Regions from separate parts of the Homo sapiens genome. Here region 1 is linked to region 2. A link is a loop called in an ENCODE intact Hi-C map of the cell type or tissue named here. Cell type or tissue: Caco-2. All regions are shown on one strand. Each heading gives the region's core, and the rest is flanking DNA. Links, peaks and the distances in the headings are about the cores only.

Region 1 (8,349 bases), core at 253-8,252, 150 kb before region 2:
ATTGCAGTCCCTGTGGCCTAGATTGCCTTTCAAGTTTATTCAGGGTCCCAGAGCACTTTAGCCCATGGTAGTGAGGCTTGCCGGAACTCAGGTTCCGACTGCTGGGATGGGCGATTCTACTCTGCCTAGGGCTAGCGTAAATAACTTCCTCCACCGGTGCTGGCTGAATTCTGCCTGGTGTTGCTTTCTGCTGTGATGGCGGAACTGAGTTCCAATGCAAAGTCTCACAATCACTGTGCTCTCCCTTCCCTAAATGCACAGATTCTCTCTCTGCCCTATGTGGCCACTGCCACATGGCGGAGGGGTGGCATCAACAATTGAAGACTGTCTTTCCTACCCCATTCAGTGCCTCTGTCAGTGGATATAAGTTAAAATCAGGTACTGTGACCACTCACCTGATTTTTGCTTCTTATGAAGGTGCTTTATTATGTAGATAGTTTTTCAATTTGGTGTTCCTGCAGGGAGGATGATCAGTGAATGGTTCTATTTGACCATCTTGCTCCACCTCCTCTTCTCATTTTCACTCTTAATAAGTCACTATTGAAGAGAATACCAAGACCAACAAGTTTTACCCTTCAAGCGAAGGTCAATTACACAAACTTTACTGTTCCTTATGAATGGAAGAGGGTAAAATCATCATTATCATTATCACTGCTACCACTTAAGATAGGCTTAGGAAATTAAACAAATTGGGTCTTCATTACGTTTTTTGTTTTGTTTTGTTTTTTTGGAGTTAGAGATTCTTACCCTGTATCTTGCCACTTACACTCCAGTGAACTATTCCATCAGCATGGCGCTTCAAGGAGTATTTTTCTAAATTTCTTTCTTTTTTTTTGAGTTTGCTCTTGTTGCCCAGGCTGGAGTGCAATGGCATGATCTCGGCTCACCGCAACCTCCACCTCCTAGGTTCAAGTGATTCTCCTGTCTCAACCTCCCCCGAGTAGCTGGGATTACAGGCATGCACCACCACACCCAGCTGATTTTGTATTTTTAGTAGAGACAGGGTTTCTCCATGTTGGTCAGGCTGGTCTCAAACTCCTGACCTCAGGTGATCCACCCGCCTCAGCCTCCCAAAGTGCTGGGATTACAGGCATGAGCCACTGCGCCCGGCCTCTAAATTTCTTATGTCCAACTCATTTCTTCTCATGTCCCTCCTTCAACCCTTTCCCAACTGAGCACATTCCCTCTCCCTGGAGTCTAAGTAAAAGTAAATAAATGTTATATATGCTATTCATTTCTGTATTAACTTGCTGATTATTTGATATATAATTTAGATAGGTTTGTGATGAACAATACTGAGGAATATAATTTGTTTTGTTAATTATGCTCATTGCTATAATATATTGATTAATAACATTTGGGAACTCATCCCTTCAGGAACGTTATTCTCCACTAAAATCACATTTTTATGGGAAAGCAAATGTATCTTTCATTATTTCTACTGCTATAAAGTCAATTATTGTCCAAATAAGTCAATGGCTGTAAATTTAAGTATTATTCTTCTAAATTAATGTGTCCATTGATTCATTCAATTGAAATGACATTGTACAATATAACCCTGAAATTAGAAAAATGGGCATCTCTGTTTTTGTAAAATGAAGGCTAAAAACAATTTTTATGTTCTGTAGATAAATGAAACAAACTTTTTTTGTTGAGCGTATTCAGGGCCTTTATATTTTTTGTTAATTTCATCTTTACAACATTTTTTAAGGTAGGTTTATAATCTGTATTTTACAAATGAAAAAAACAAGGCTCAGAGAGGTGACTTGCTAAGGTCACCCAGCTAGTAAAAAGGCAAAGCTGTGATGACACAGAACAGAGAAATCTTGACTCCAGTTTCACTTCATTTATGAAGTCTATGACTTGAAACAACTTATGAGTTTAAATAGGAACTCATAATTGCTAGACATCAGATAAAGTCAAGGTGCCAGTGAATCTAATTTTCAGAAATTATTAATTAAAGCAAATATTTGCTACAGTGTTAAACTTATGCACCTGCAATGTGGGCCAGTAGACAGATGGCACTGTTTGACCAGAAACATTTTTAAAAAGTAAAAAAAAAAAATCACTGTCAATAATAATCAAGAACAATTGCTATTATTTATTTTATTTAGTTTATAGAATATCTTCAAATGATATCTGTCCTACATGAAGACAATACATTTTCCAAAATTGCCCAATATATAAGTAGATAAAATTAAAATTCCAATTATAGAGATAAGCTTACTCAGTAACATATATTTTTTAAAAAAAGATCTAACTTTAGCCAATTTAATTTGTTTAATTTAGCCTCCTAGCCTTCATTTGGAGCTGATAACTTTAAATCAAAATCATATACATTGAACAAATACTTGAATATTGATATGCAGAACATTTATGCAGAATCACTAAATACTTACTATACCCTTGAACCATGGGGTGAGGATGACCAAGTAAAAGAACATCCATGGATTGAGAGGCTGCAGATATACAAAGACAGAAGGCTGGAATGACCCACAGGGTAATGATTTAGAGTTGGAGTCCTAAATATGAACTGATGTTTAGCTTAATATAAATATATATGATTACACAAAGAAATATTCATAGATATGTGTATATACATAGGTTAATATACCAGGTATATTTCCTTGTTCTGTCAGCCAGCTGTCAGGGCCTAGAAGCAACAAAACACCAGTAACAACCCAGTCCTTACATTCTTCTATTCTCCAATAAAAGGAAACAGGAATGGCTGATGGCTGGACTGGGGCAAGTAGTAAGCAAGGTGAGCCTAGAGTATCTCGTAGTGCCAGAAAGTAAACCTGAAAACCTTAGAGAAGGGGATTGATTTATTGAACTGTCATATAAACATTTATTAACTGTTCACCCTCTGAAATCATGTTCATACTACAGTACATGAAACAGATTTATAAGATTTTTTTTGGAGGTGGGGAATTTTTTAAAAATAAACTTTTTATTTTAGGATACTTTTATATTTACAGGAAAATTGGGCCATATAGAGAGCAGCCATATATATGTCCAACACCCATTTTCCCCTATTATTATGTCTTAAATTAGTGTGATATATTTGTTAAAATTAATGAGAAATATTAATATATTATTATTAACCAAGGTTCTTACTTTTATTCAATTTTCCTTAGTTTTTACCTAATGTCCTTTTCTGTTCCAGAACCATGTTCAGGACATCATATTACATTTAGTTATCATTTTTCATTTTTACTGACCTTGGTAGTTTTCAGGAGTGCTGGTCAGGTATTTTGTAGAATGTTCTCAATTTGGATTTGTCTGATGTTTTATCACAATAAGAGTTGGCTTATCTATGGGTTACGCACAGTCTTTTTTTAGTCCAGTGTCGATAAGTAACATTTTCTATAAAGCATGTAAGAAACCTGATTTATTACTTTGTTCTTTTATATAATATATATAGAACTTCCCCCCATTTTCTGGAAAACAGTTGATTTCTTTTAATGCAAACTCCATTTGATCCGAATGTCTTTTTATGCTTTCATATAGCACACAATTAGATCATAATAGCTTAAAATAATGTTCTCATTTTTTATTTAAATAGGCTGTGAAGGTAAGGAAATAGAAAAATCAGATACTTTGATGTTGATAAAAGGCATTTGATCATTTATAGACTTTCTTTATAAGTATAATAGTTTGGCTTGCTTATTAATCATCAAAATATTTGACTGATGCAAATTTATGAAAATAGGTTTCATCATTATCTTTTATTTAAGCCAGTTAGATCACATTTCTCCCTTACTGGGTTTCTGTGGTAACATCAAAAAAGAAGTGCCTTTTTGTTTACTAAACTCAGTCTAACAGGAATTTGTTCATTACACTTTGGCATTTTTGGCATAAGCTTACATGTATCATCTTTAATATTTTTAGCTTGTTTGAACAAGAATATAATATATGGTCTGAATACTGCAACTCTTAATATATTGATAATTTAATTTTCCACAATTTTTAAAACCTGTGTCTATAGAAAATGGCGTATTTTTGGCTCAGACATCCACTCATAAGTAATAGTACATTCAATAAATAGCGCAAAGTAGAGTCATGGTGAAAAAGATAGCACATGAACTCCCTGATTATTTGCATTCCCAATCTCTGTTAGCATAACATTATTATACGACCTGCCCTTCACTGGTATGTGTCCCGTGTTCTCATCCATCATGCACACTGTGGCTGATGAAATCTCTTGGCTGCTCCTCCCATTCCAGCCCTAATTTACACAGAGAAAGAGGCAAAATATCTGTCAATTCTAAGAGATCCACCTTGTGCATCACACTAGAAGTCCCAAGAAGTACAACTGATTGATAGATGATCCTCTGAGTATCTATGTGTAAAGATTCCTCTGGCAATTTTTCCTGTATGTTAAGAATTAAGCTACTCTCTAGGGAATTTAAATTTTACTTCTAACCACAATTAATCTAATTTCCCTTTTAAAAACCAAGAGAACAATACTTAATTTCAGGCAATTTTGGCCTCCTTTCTCCTACAATTTCCATGGGCATTAGGTCTAAGTTCTTGAGAGTGTACTAAAGACATTTGATGAAAGATAGCCTTGGGTTACCAGCCATGCAACAGTCTCTGAAACGGTCATTGTTTTATTTGGTTCCCAAAGATCCATGCAGTTAGCCACTGAAATGCTCCTCATTCCCAGCCTCCAGACCTCTTGAAGTCCAACGGCTTTCTCACTAATTTCCTGCCAACATTGGAGTCGTAGTATTCATTTTGTTTCTGAAATATTTTTATCACTTCTCACGTCTCTCCTTTGCTAAGGCCAGAAAAATTCTTCTCTAGATGGAAGTCCCATTCTTCTTGAACTCCTCTTTTCTACATTCTCCTAAGGATATTACTTATTTTAAAAATTAAAATTGGAAAGTCACCTTTCCCCTCTGTTTTTTGGTCCTGACAACTTAGATTTTGGCAGGAATTCCATTTCTCATATTCTCCTCCTCTCCCTCATCTTCACACTGCTTAAAGGAGCATTTGGGGAAGCCAACCAGTATTTCTTACTTTTGCTGCCGCCTCCCTTAAGAACTGCACAATAACCCCTTTTTGACTGAAGAGCCTGGGTCCCCATGAAGAAGGATCCTGTAATACTTGGTCAATTAAATAGAGTAGTAAATTCCTATTCTCCTCAGAGACCTATGGCCATTTACTTAGGGGAAAAGCATACCCAAAGCTTTTTAGGACTGTTGAATCAAAGGCTGATTTTAATGTACTGAGAACTGCAGTAAATCGTGGCCCATGTGTTGGAATAGGAGTAAGTAAGATTCAGCAGTTAAAGTGATTATTGACTTCCCAGTGGCTCAGATGGGTTCACAGACATACCCTGTGGTCATTTCCCCAGTTCTAAAACATACAATAGGAATGAATACACCAAGCAAGTGGCACAAACCATATAGTGCTTTCTTCACCTAAAGAGTAAGATCAATAGTAGCAGGAAAATACAAGTAGAAGCCCTTGAATTCTGTGTCTTCAGCCTAAGATAGACAACAAAATTAAAAATGACTTTTACATCCCTGGAGGAATGACGGAGGTTTGTACCACCCCTACAGACTTAAAGGTTGCAGAGGTAGTAGTCTCCATCACATCCCCAAACAATTTATCAGTTTGGTGCCTGCATAAAGTAGAGGGATCATAGTGGATGACAGTAGCTTACTTGTAGTTTTGATGTATGTATCATCCTACAGAATAATCCAAAAAAGTGTCAACTATGTTGGAAGCCTTGCTTCCATTTGTTACATTAACTTTAGAAGGTAGAAGTTTCAATCTTTATAGAAATTCTACAAAGATTCAAGGGCCTGACATATCAGTGAAGTTTTTAGAGGTACAGAAGCCCAGTTGTAAGGAATGTCCTATTGAGATATTCTCTCCAAAGTAAAGGACAAGTATTATTTCTTGTACCTCTTACCACTAAGAAAATAGTAAAACATGTGGGAAGTCTCCTAGGGTTTTGGGAGCAATTGCACAATTTCACACTGGTGAATATTGCTTTGACCTATTTATCAAGTAGTACAAAAGACTTTTGGGTTTTGTATGGGTCCTAGAGGAAAAAAAGGGTTTTGCAGCAGATGTAGGCCAAAGTCTGAGCAGCCGTAAAGCTGGCATCATATCCACAATATCTTATGATTCAACATATATCTTTAATGCCTGAAGTTTTCCATTTAACAATATATTTGGGAGATCCTTCCAAATTAATATACAGAGAGCTGCTTAATTTTTATTGCAGTTTTGATGCATGTATCATAATTTATTTAAGCAGCCACTATTAATGCACTCTTGGATTGTTTCCAAGATTGTGCTATTACACATCATGCTCGAATTAATGACCTTGTAAATATTTCTTCTTTTATAAATACAGATGCATCTGTTGAATACATTCCCAGAAATGAGAATGCTGGGTCAAAGACACATGGTATTATAGTGTTGATAGATATTGCTGAACTGACTTCCATACAGTTATATAATTTTATGTTCCCATGAGCAATATATGAGACCATCTGATTCCCCATTTCCTTGATAAGTGTAATTTCAATAAGTATTTCTCTTACAATAAATAAAGTTGGACTTTTTTACACCCCTAGGGATTCTTTTGTCTATGTTCATGTCTTTTGCCCATTTTTCTACAGTGTTACTTATCTTTTACTAAACAAGACCGAAGAGATTTCCATTTAAGCAATTACCCCTTATCTGTGATGTTAATTGCAGATATTTCCCCTAGTTTTTCATTTGTCATTTGACTTTATTTCTGTCATAGTTCCCATTTGGTTGTGTTGCTCTAGCGAGGTTAATGAGTGATCCAAAAAGCTGCTAGTCTTAAGTGGGTCCCAGAGCAAGAGAAGGCTCTGCAACAAGTCTAGGCTTCTGTGCAAGCTGCTCTGCCAGCAGATCATTGTGCCTTATGATCCAGTATGTCCAGTGATACTTGATTTATCAGGGGCATGTAGGGATGCTATTTGGAGCCTTTGGCAGGTCCCTATGGTTGAATTACAGGCCTGCTGCTAAGTGTTAGAAAATGCACACTTGATCATTGGCCACCAAGTTACAATGTGACCTGAGCTGCCTATCATGAACAAGGTGTTATCTGGCCCATCAAGCCATATGGGCAACCACAGCAGCACTCCGTCATTAAATAGAAGTAATATATAGGTTATCAGGCCCTTAGCAAACTCTGAACACACAAGTAATTTGTATGAATAAATAGCCTGAATGTACATGGTCCCGACTCCTGCTACACTGCCTTCTCTCTCCCACTCTGCACTCTCAGCTTCATGTATAGTTACCTATGATTAGTTGACAGAGGAAGTGAAAACGTCAGCCTGGCTTACAGATGGTTCGGCAAGTAATACCCAAAATTGGATATCTGCAATTTAGGGGCTGTACTCAATGGTTTTGCTCGATGGTCAAGGACTAAGAAATATTATTGGAAAATTGATGACAAAGAAATTTAAAAAGAGGTGTACAGATGGATCATTCTGAATGGTCAAGAAGCCATTCTGAATGGTCAATAAACATTCTGAATGGTCAAGATGTTTGTGTTCTATGTAAATGCTTATCAGGGGTAACTTCAGCAGAGGAGTATTTTTAATAATCAAATGGATATAATGACCTGATCTCTGGCCTACCAGTCATCCTCCTTCCCAGCCACTCATTCTCATAAACAAAGTGGCCATGGTTGCAGGGATAACAATTATGTATGGGATAAGCAATATAAACTTCTGTTTACTGAGGCCCACCTGGCTACAGCCACCACTGAGTGCCCAATCTGCCAGAAGCAGAGACCAACACTGAGGCCCAACATGGCACTATTCCCCAGGCTGATTAGCCAGCTACCTGGTCACAAGCTGATTACATTAGTTCACTTCTTTCAAGGAAGGGGTAGCATTTTGTCCTTACTGGAATAGATACTCTCAATACAGATTGTCTTCCCTACATGCAATGCTTCTGCCAAAATTACCATCTGTTTACTTATAGAATGCCTTATCTATCATCATGGTATTCCACAAAGTATTGCTTTGACCAAGAAACTCACTTCACAGACAAACAAGCATGGCAAAAGCCCTAGGCTCATGGAATTCACTGTTCTTATCATGTTCCTCACCATCCTGAAGCAGCTGGATTGATAGGACAGTGGAATATCCATTTGAAGGAATAGTGATAGTGCCAGCTAGGTGACAATACTTTGCAGGACTGGGGCAGAGTTCTCCAGAAAGTTGTATATTATCTAAGTCAGTGTACAATATCTTTCTCTCATAGCTGGGATTCATGAATCAGGAACCAACGAATGGAAATGAGAGTGGCACCACTCATCATTACCACAGTGACCTACTAGCA
Region 2 (8,349 bases), core at 309-8,308:
TTACCTGCAAAAAAGCCAATCCCTGTGTAGCCTCACTGAAATGATATAATGATGAATGAATATGATATATAAGTAATTTTTATTCCTCTCAATAAAATTTCCATGATTTCTTTTAAAAATGCAAAAGTAACAATTTGCTTTTATGGAGCTTATGGTCTAGTAGAGGAAAGAAAACAATAAGCAAAATTAATAAGCAAAGAGGTACCATGTTAGATAGTGATAAGATAATTTATAGAAAAATGAACCAGGGAATGGGGATAGTCATGTTGGAGATTACTAACATTTTAAATAGGGTGGCCAGAGAAAGCCTTTGTGAAAAGCTAAAAATTGAGCATAAGCTTAAAAAATGTGAGAGTCTAGACAAAGCAGTTATCTAGAGAAAGAGTATTCCAGGCAGGTGCAATGACCCTGATGGAGAGGCCTTACTGATATGTTTAAGGAACAACCAGAAGCTCAATACATGAAAGAGAAGAGGAACTAGTGTTTGAGAGAAAAGGGGGGAAAGTGTTCAGGTTGCAGGGAGGCAGTGTTGGGGGTGGCAAATAGAAGGGAGAGAGGATTAATATAAAATGAGACCAATGAACTAAGGAGCATATGCCTATGTTGTAGGGCATTGAGGTCATTTTTGGGGCTTCTACCTTATTTTGAGTGAGAGGGAAAGCCACTGGTGTTTAAGAGCAGAAGAATGATACAATCATACTTGAGTTTTAATGAGGTCACCCAGGATGTTGTATTGAACAGACTAATGGGACAAGGGCAAAATTGGGACACCAGTTAGGAAGCTATTGCACTAATACACTCAAGGAGTGAGCGTATCTTGGACCCAGCTGACAGTAGTGAAGATGGAGAAAAGCAGTAGGAGTTTGGATGTTTTAAGACAATGGAACTGACAGTGTATGCTGATAAATTAGAAGTTCAGGCAAGGCATGGTGGCTCACACCTGTAATCCCAACACTTTGGGAGGCCAAAGTGAGTGGATCTCTTGAGTCTAGGAATTGGAGACTAGCCTGGGCAACATGGCAAAAAATACTAAAAATACAAAAATTTGCTGGATGTGGTGGTGTGTGCCTGTAGTCCCAGCAACCTGGGAGGCTGAGGTAGGAGGAATGCTTGAGCCCAGGGAGGTTGAGTTTGCAGCAAGCTGTGATCACACCCTTGTACTCCAGCCTTGGTGACAGAGTGAGACCTTGTCTTTAAAGAAAAAAAAAGAAAGAAAGAAAAGAAGACAGAGAACTTAAGATGTTAGAGAAAGAAGCAGCCATAGGCAACCCCAAGTCTTTGACCTGAATCATCAGAAAGACAGAATTTCCAGGAGTTCAGTTTTAGCAATGTTAAATTTGAGAAGCCTATGAGACCTTCAAATAGCAATATTGAGGGGGCATTGAGGTCTAGAGTGGAGGGAGAAAGTCTTGACTGGAGATATGAATTTGGAAATCATCACATGGTTTAAAGCCATTAGACTAATTAGATAACCAAGGGAGGGAATATAACTGGAAAGAAAGTCCAATGACTAAGCCCTGTGGTTCTCCAATATTGAACAGTCAGAGAAAAGAAGAGTAACCAGCAAAGGAGGTCTATCTACAGGGAACCAGAAAGAATGGCCAGGACTGTGAGAATGAATTGGGAGTCACTAATACATATATTATGGGTGAAGACCACAAGATTATCCTGGGTTTGGGGTGGGGAGGGTGTATGGAACAAAAGAAGTGGGTTAAGACTGGAAGCTAGAACCCTGGGAGACACCAACTTTTAAGAGAAACAAGTGCAAAAAGAGAAGCAAGCAAAAGAATGGGAGAAAATGTGCTCAGAGAGGCCTATTGACAGCTAGGACAAAGACATGTCATAGACCCAAGCAGAGATCTGCAAGGTAAAATTAAAATTCAATTTCATTTGCAACAAAAGGTCAAGTAAGATGAGGACTGAGAACAGTTCCTCAGATTTGGCAGTTGTGATATTGCTGGTGAGATTTTACAAAGGAATTATGGAAAATTAGGGATGAAGAAAGGGAGACAATGAAGGTAGTAGGTATAGACTATTCTTCTGAATAAATTCATGATGAGAAGGGGAAATAGTTTGGAGGCATCTGAGTAATGTGGAGATTGCTTTGGATAGGAGGCATCTAGAGCATGTTATTAAGAATAAAGAAGCAGATATAGAATGACAAAAGAAGAGAGAGAATGCTGGAGATCGATCTAGTATATGAGCATATTTTCTTACACAGATATATACACATTTTGCCTAAGAATAAATCGATTTAATTTCCACGTTAGAAAATTGAGACTATGATAAATGAGTTGTCCAAGATGACATGGATATTAATATATTTAACCTCTGAATCACTTTGATCTAGTTGATTCTAAGTCAGTCAAGACATTTAATAGCAAAAAGATGATCTGTGAGTGCTTTCAAGTGCAAAAAAGCTAGAATGAGACAAAAGGGTGATATAATTAAATGTGACATATTCTATTTGAGATTTGGCTGGCAGAATTTCCACTCCAAATCAAAAGGTAGCTTGTAAGGCATGATGCACTTCACTTTCCTCTACCTTTGGACAATTCTCCCTCTTCTGTTTCAGGTCAGAATTATTTTGTCTAGTCTATGAACAGAAATATAAACCTGTTTTTTCTAATCATGTCATATCTCCACTATTTTTTTATTTAATAGACAATGATCTTCCTTGATCTTAAAAGCTGAAAAAAGTGGCATGATTTTCTCCTACTGTAAACTATTCCTCAAGCAGATGACACTCTTTCTTTGAGCTGCCAAGTTTGAGATCAGTAAGCAGTTATATCATAAGGTAGGAGACAGTATATGCATTAATTTCTTAAAATATTTTCCCACTTCATTTATGTAAGTTCTTCACCAGGAGAAATGTCAGTCACGAGTTTGTGCCTGTGAAATTTTTTTGTGTTGTACATTTGCTCTGTATTTGCCAGTATGTCTAATAAAAACCAATAAGATTCAAGGAGATAACTTACAGAACCTCAAGCAAGAATTATGATATTTGATTGAGAGAGAAAAGAGAGGCCTTGTGTACCTTGGGAAGTTTTCTTTATTAGAGGTTAGGAATGTTTGGAAAATCATGGCCGCTATTGAAGGGAAAGAACTAGCTTCATTCTCTGTGATCTCAAATCATTAAAAATTAAAGAAATAATTTTATTATTCATATTTGCTTAATTTACATAACCAGAGCTTCACATCTATGTCAGGATATGAGTAAAAGTGATATTATTATCCATATTGACTAAATAGAACCCAAATACCACGAAGTTTGAATGGCAGCATGAGGGTCCTTAGTAGTCGCGTAGAACAGGAATGAGAACTTCTACCTCTCCATCCTTAGGTTAGAGCTCTTTTATTTATGACACTTGTTCTGTTTAAATACACCTACCATCTTGCTACAATTATTTCAATTGTTCCAACCTTTATGGCAATACATACTTTCAACACATGTTTAGTGAATACCCACCAAGTGCAGGCACTATTCTGGAAGTTGGGGATACAACCATGAACAAGCCTGACAAAATCCTTTCTCTTGCAAAGCTTACATATTACTAGGGGAGAACAATAAACAAATAAATAAGTAAAGGTATGGTAGATTGGTTGACAATAATAAATTAGAATCAGGGAGGGAGAGGAATACTAGAGGTACAAATGGTGTTATGATGTCTTTTTTTTTTTTTTTACAGGGCAATCATGGAGGTCTTCATAGAAATGAATTGAGCAGATACCTATGAAACTTGAAAAAGCAATGTGAAATCTAGGGGAAGAACTTTATAGAGGGAACAGCAATTTGAGATTATTTCTCTTGTGAGTCTAAATCGAAAGAGAGGTCAAATAACATTTGTGAGGAAGGATATATCCTCTCATGGGCCTAAAAGTAAATAGGTTTTTTCCCCCCCCGACCAGGTAGCTTAATTTGTAAAAGAACAAATTTTGATCTGATATTATAGAGGGAAAAATACGTGTTGCTCTTGAACTTAAGAAGATGAACAACAACAAAATAAGCAATAATAATAAGCAACAACAAAAAAGCAATAATATAAACTACTTATATTCTAGAAGGTAGAAGGCTACCCTTTAAATCATCCAAAACCCAGAGACATTAAAACTATACACAAATGATTACTGTAAATAGGCACCCTTGCATGTGCTGCCATCTTGTGGTACAGGAGAAAAGTGTTATTATTTGACTGTATTAATGACTACTACCCACGTTCTTAGTTGACCACATCTGTGTCCTGGGAGAGAAAAGTATGCTTTATAACTGATCTTTAAGATTAAATACCTTTGAATTAAATTAACATTGTATAAAGCAACTTAAAAGTGTAAATTATGAAAATAAAGACTTTATCAGCTTGACTGTTTAAAAATTACTTCACAATACATAAATTTTTTTCACAATGCACAATACATAATTTTAAGCTTAATCTCAATATCGTGTAATACCCAACTCAACCTCTTTCTCTACTTAGGCAGATCTTGTCTTTCATTCTTGTTTAATTGCTTTCTATATGTTATACAAGATACACAATGATAGTTTTCACTCTTCCCCAGTCCACTTTTGTACTATTTAGCCCTACATGACTTGAATGGACTGGTTGCCTGGGTAATTATGAGCAGTGTACTTGGAAGAATAGGATTCCTGAGGGGAAGCTTCCCAAGAAAGCGAATTAATCTATCTTGGAAAGTAACTCCCTTGTCTCCTGGAGTGTTAAAGAACATCTCCTATGGTATGTCATTATGACACATTTGTCTTAAGAGAAAAAATGTTTGAGAGATTGCTTTATGGTAACACCTAGTCACAGATTTAACCTTTGCCTCCATCTGAAAGAAAAGTTGGCCAGCAAACCAAAAGTCTGGGAGAAGCCATCAAGAGGTCAAAATTGTGCAAGACTCCTTGTTTACTTGAACCATCTTACAGAGTCATTCCTTCAGATTCACATAATTTTCCCTTAGTTCAACATACAAAGCAAGACATTTAAGTTAAGTCTACTCATCTATATAGCGCTCTGTGTTCCTGCTCACACCTGACCCCAGATCCACCACTTTAAAATATTGTGTGTGTCACTGGGGCCTGTCGGGCAGTGGGGGGCTAGGGGAGGGATAGCATTAGGAGAAATACCTAATGTAGATGATGGGTTGATGGGCGCAGCAGACCACCATGGCACATGTATACCTATGTAACAAACCTGCACATTCTGCACATGTATCCCAGAACTTAAAGTATAACAAAAAAAATTTAAAAAAAAATATATGTGTGTATGTGGTGATGAGGTCTCTCTATGTTGTCCAGGAGATGAGGTCTCTCTGTGTTGACCAGGCTGGTCTTGAACTTCTGGCCTCAAGTGATCCTCCCACCTTGGTCTCCCAAAGTGCTGGGATTACAGGCATAAGCTACCACACACGGCCTCATCATTTTTATTTTGCAATGGATTGCTACATGGTGCATCTTACAGACCAATCTTATGTCATCTACTAGACAGTATTTTTATATTGTCAAAAGGTATTACATTTACGTTTGGTTCTATAATGGTAACTACCCGTTGTTTAACCTTGGTTTCAATTTAAACAGATTTCAGTGTTTATGGCAGAGATGGCCAGCGGGCCTCCTATATCTACTCTTCACTCCTTGTCTGTTAGAAGTAACAGAAATCCCAACATTCACTTGCACACTCAGTGCCCAGAATGAAGAGTGCATTTCCCAGCCTTCTAGACATGGCTATATGACTAAGTTCTAGCCCATGAAAAGGAAGCATAAGTGTTGAGTGATTCCTTCTGGGGGCCTTTATTAAAAGACAGCTTGCACCCTATATGTTTCTTTTTTAAAATATTCGATCTCAAAAAGTAGCATATGAATGGGAGGACTCTATTAGGTAGGAAATAAATCTTACAAAATTTTGAGGATGCAATACATCTAAGTTAAGATTTTAGAAGCCTAATAGATGGGGCACGTCAAGACATTCCCTCCAAAATAAAAAACAAATTCCTTCTTTTTGAAGCCTGGTCCCCTGATGGACTATTCAGCTCCAACCTCCCCGCTGGATCGACTGTGATCTCTGTTGCAAACACCTCTCAGTTCTGCTTCCCTGTCTACCCAATCCTGCTTCCCCAACTCTGTATAGGTGAAAGGAGAGGAGCAGCAGCCCCACCTACCTCCAGTTAAACTCCTTCACACATACTTCTACTTCTGCATTGTTTTTCTTGCAACTCAATCGAAGACACCTCTCAGTGTCTGGCCATCTCCACTCAGATCTACTTGATGTACAAGTTCTTTTGAACCCCACATGGCCTAATGTTAAGCGTGTTTGATGTTGAACTCTAACCCTCCCCTATTTATTTCAGTGTAGTTACATACAGTTATATACACTACACATATGATCCTATACATGCATATGTAGATTTTCAAAAGACTAGAAAACAGAAAAAATATATACAGAATTATCTCTAGATGGTGAATTACTTTTATCATTTTTTACCCATCTTTTTTCTAAAAATAAAATTGATTGTTTTTATAACAATGAAGATAATTTTAAAATAAAACAAAAAACTACACATCTAAATAATAATTACAACAATAACTACCAACCAGGAATACCAAATATGCAAAATAAGTTAGATGAATTTGTAATACCAACTCCATTTTTGGTTACTGATAAGCCCATAATTTATCCCATGTCTATCTCTTTCCTCATGCCAAGCAGAGTAGTGGGAACAATTTTGCGGCACTAGCTAGAAATATTTCAACCCTCAGAAAGAAAGAGAAAGAAAAAAATGGGCTATTTTTGCAATCTCTGTCAAGTGATATTTCTGCTGTAATCTGCTTTGAGTCAAGTAAAAGATAAATACACTGAAAATGTGAAGTGAGAACCACATTGTAACACCTTCACTTAGTATTCTTCCAAGTTAATCGGCATAGATGACCCTTGACAATTTTTTTAGGAGGGGCCTAAGATGGTTTTATTATTATTGGAAACTCTAGAATGAATTGCCGGGTTACCTTTTGCCATTTGAGATTCTGGCTTTCAACCTTAACTTTCCTGAGATAGAATCCATTTAGTAGTGTCTCTCTTCTTTTACCTTCTGGTCCTATTCTACACTGTTTTCCAATTTTTGATGCATTTCTTGGAGGGACAAAAATCTCATAATTCCTTAAAGATTTAAAGCTAATGCTTTTTTAGAGATTTCTTTCTGTAGGGCTACTATCTAGCTGCATAGAGTCAGACCAGTTCTTTCTTAGAGCAGATAACGTTGGCTTTTTCCATTTTTTCTTTTTGAGGCCGGCCTTTTTTTTTTTTTGCATATAGGGATAATCATAAGCCAAAGTCACAATGAGAACACCTACAATGTTCTGTGTGTGTATGTGCATTTGCATGCTTGTGTGTGTGTGCCTGACTTGTGTGAGAAGTCTCTATAGGATTTCATGTGTCTGGCAGACAAGTGGCTTTATCTCTTAACACAATACATTTGTTCTTTCAGCTCTGTAAGTCCAACTTTATTAATGCCACATTTTACAAATTATATCTTTATCCCTCTAAAGTTATAGAAGACTTTAATTTTAAGAATAAATAGAAGGTTCTTAAATAAAAACATTAACTAGTCCTAAAATTATGTGGTCGATTATTAAATAATATTACCACAGCTGAATGCTTTGGAAGATTAACAATGAAGGATATAAAATGTCATATGGCCGTGATATTTATGTATTCATCTTAAGTTGTTTTAATTTTCAGTGTTCCTACGATCATAAGCATGCCTGCACATACTCTTGAATGAGGACTGGATGGTAACCATCCCTGTGAATACCATTCCTTTGTTTTTGTGCTTGTTTGAGCATGATTATCTTCTCACTAAATTCTTGGCTCTGGAGCTAGGAGCTTTGGTTCATATTTTTACTCTATAGCAATTAGTACAGTGCCAGTGTTTTGCACATAGATGATGCTAATCACTATTTGTAGCTATATTAATAGCTAACAGCTATTGATTAATAGGTAAAATATTTATATTGCGATGAAACTCACCATTTATAATTAGTGTTGCCATCTTTGAGTAAGGATAAACAATTGATACTATTTGGTTTAACAGTAAGTGAACGGCTGTGCACCCATATTCTGATGTTAACCTGAGCCTCTTGTGACAATATGTGGTTTTTTAAAAGATGGCTGCAAATTCTTTGACACTTCTCCCATTGAAGCTGAGCACAATGTCCCTTCCCCTTGAATCTGGGCCAGTCTTTGACTGCTGTGATCAAGGAATATTACAGACGCGACACTGAGCTAGTTCTAGGTCTAGCCTAAAAAGGATTGACACATTTCACTTTAGTCTCTGGGAGCCCTGGGCCAGGGCAGT

The links. A loop is a pair of places that touch in the nucleus more often than their neighbours do. Peaks named below come from ENCODE experiments on the same cell type or tissue, not always from the same donor. Only the 100,000 strongest peaks of a DNase experiment are listed, where the experiment ranks them.
Region 1: a loop joins it to region 2, with 4 times the contacts of the local background. A loop is called at or near these places in 21 of 110 quality-filtered maps.

What each region holds. Positions count from the first base shown.
Region 1 is chr5:129,047,305-129,055,653 of GRCh38, reverse strand. No RefSeq gene overlaps it. Among named protein-coding and RNA genes, the nearest start is that of ISOC1, 43 kb to the left of the region's middle. In Caco-2, for the core only: no CTCF peak of the experiment used is centred there; a DNase peak (open chromatin) is centred at 4,183.
Region 2 is chr5:128,901,522-128,909,870 of GRCh38, reverse strand. All of the region lies in intron 6 of LOC105379168 (a long non-coding RNA gene), which reads right to left. Among named protein-coding and RNA genes, the nearest start is that of SLC27A6, 60 kb to the left of the region's middle. In Caco-2, for the core only: a CTCF peak has its summit at 4,150 (motif pointing left); no DNase peak of the experiment used is centred there.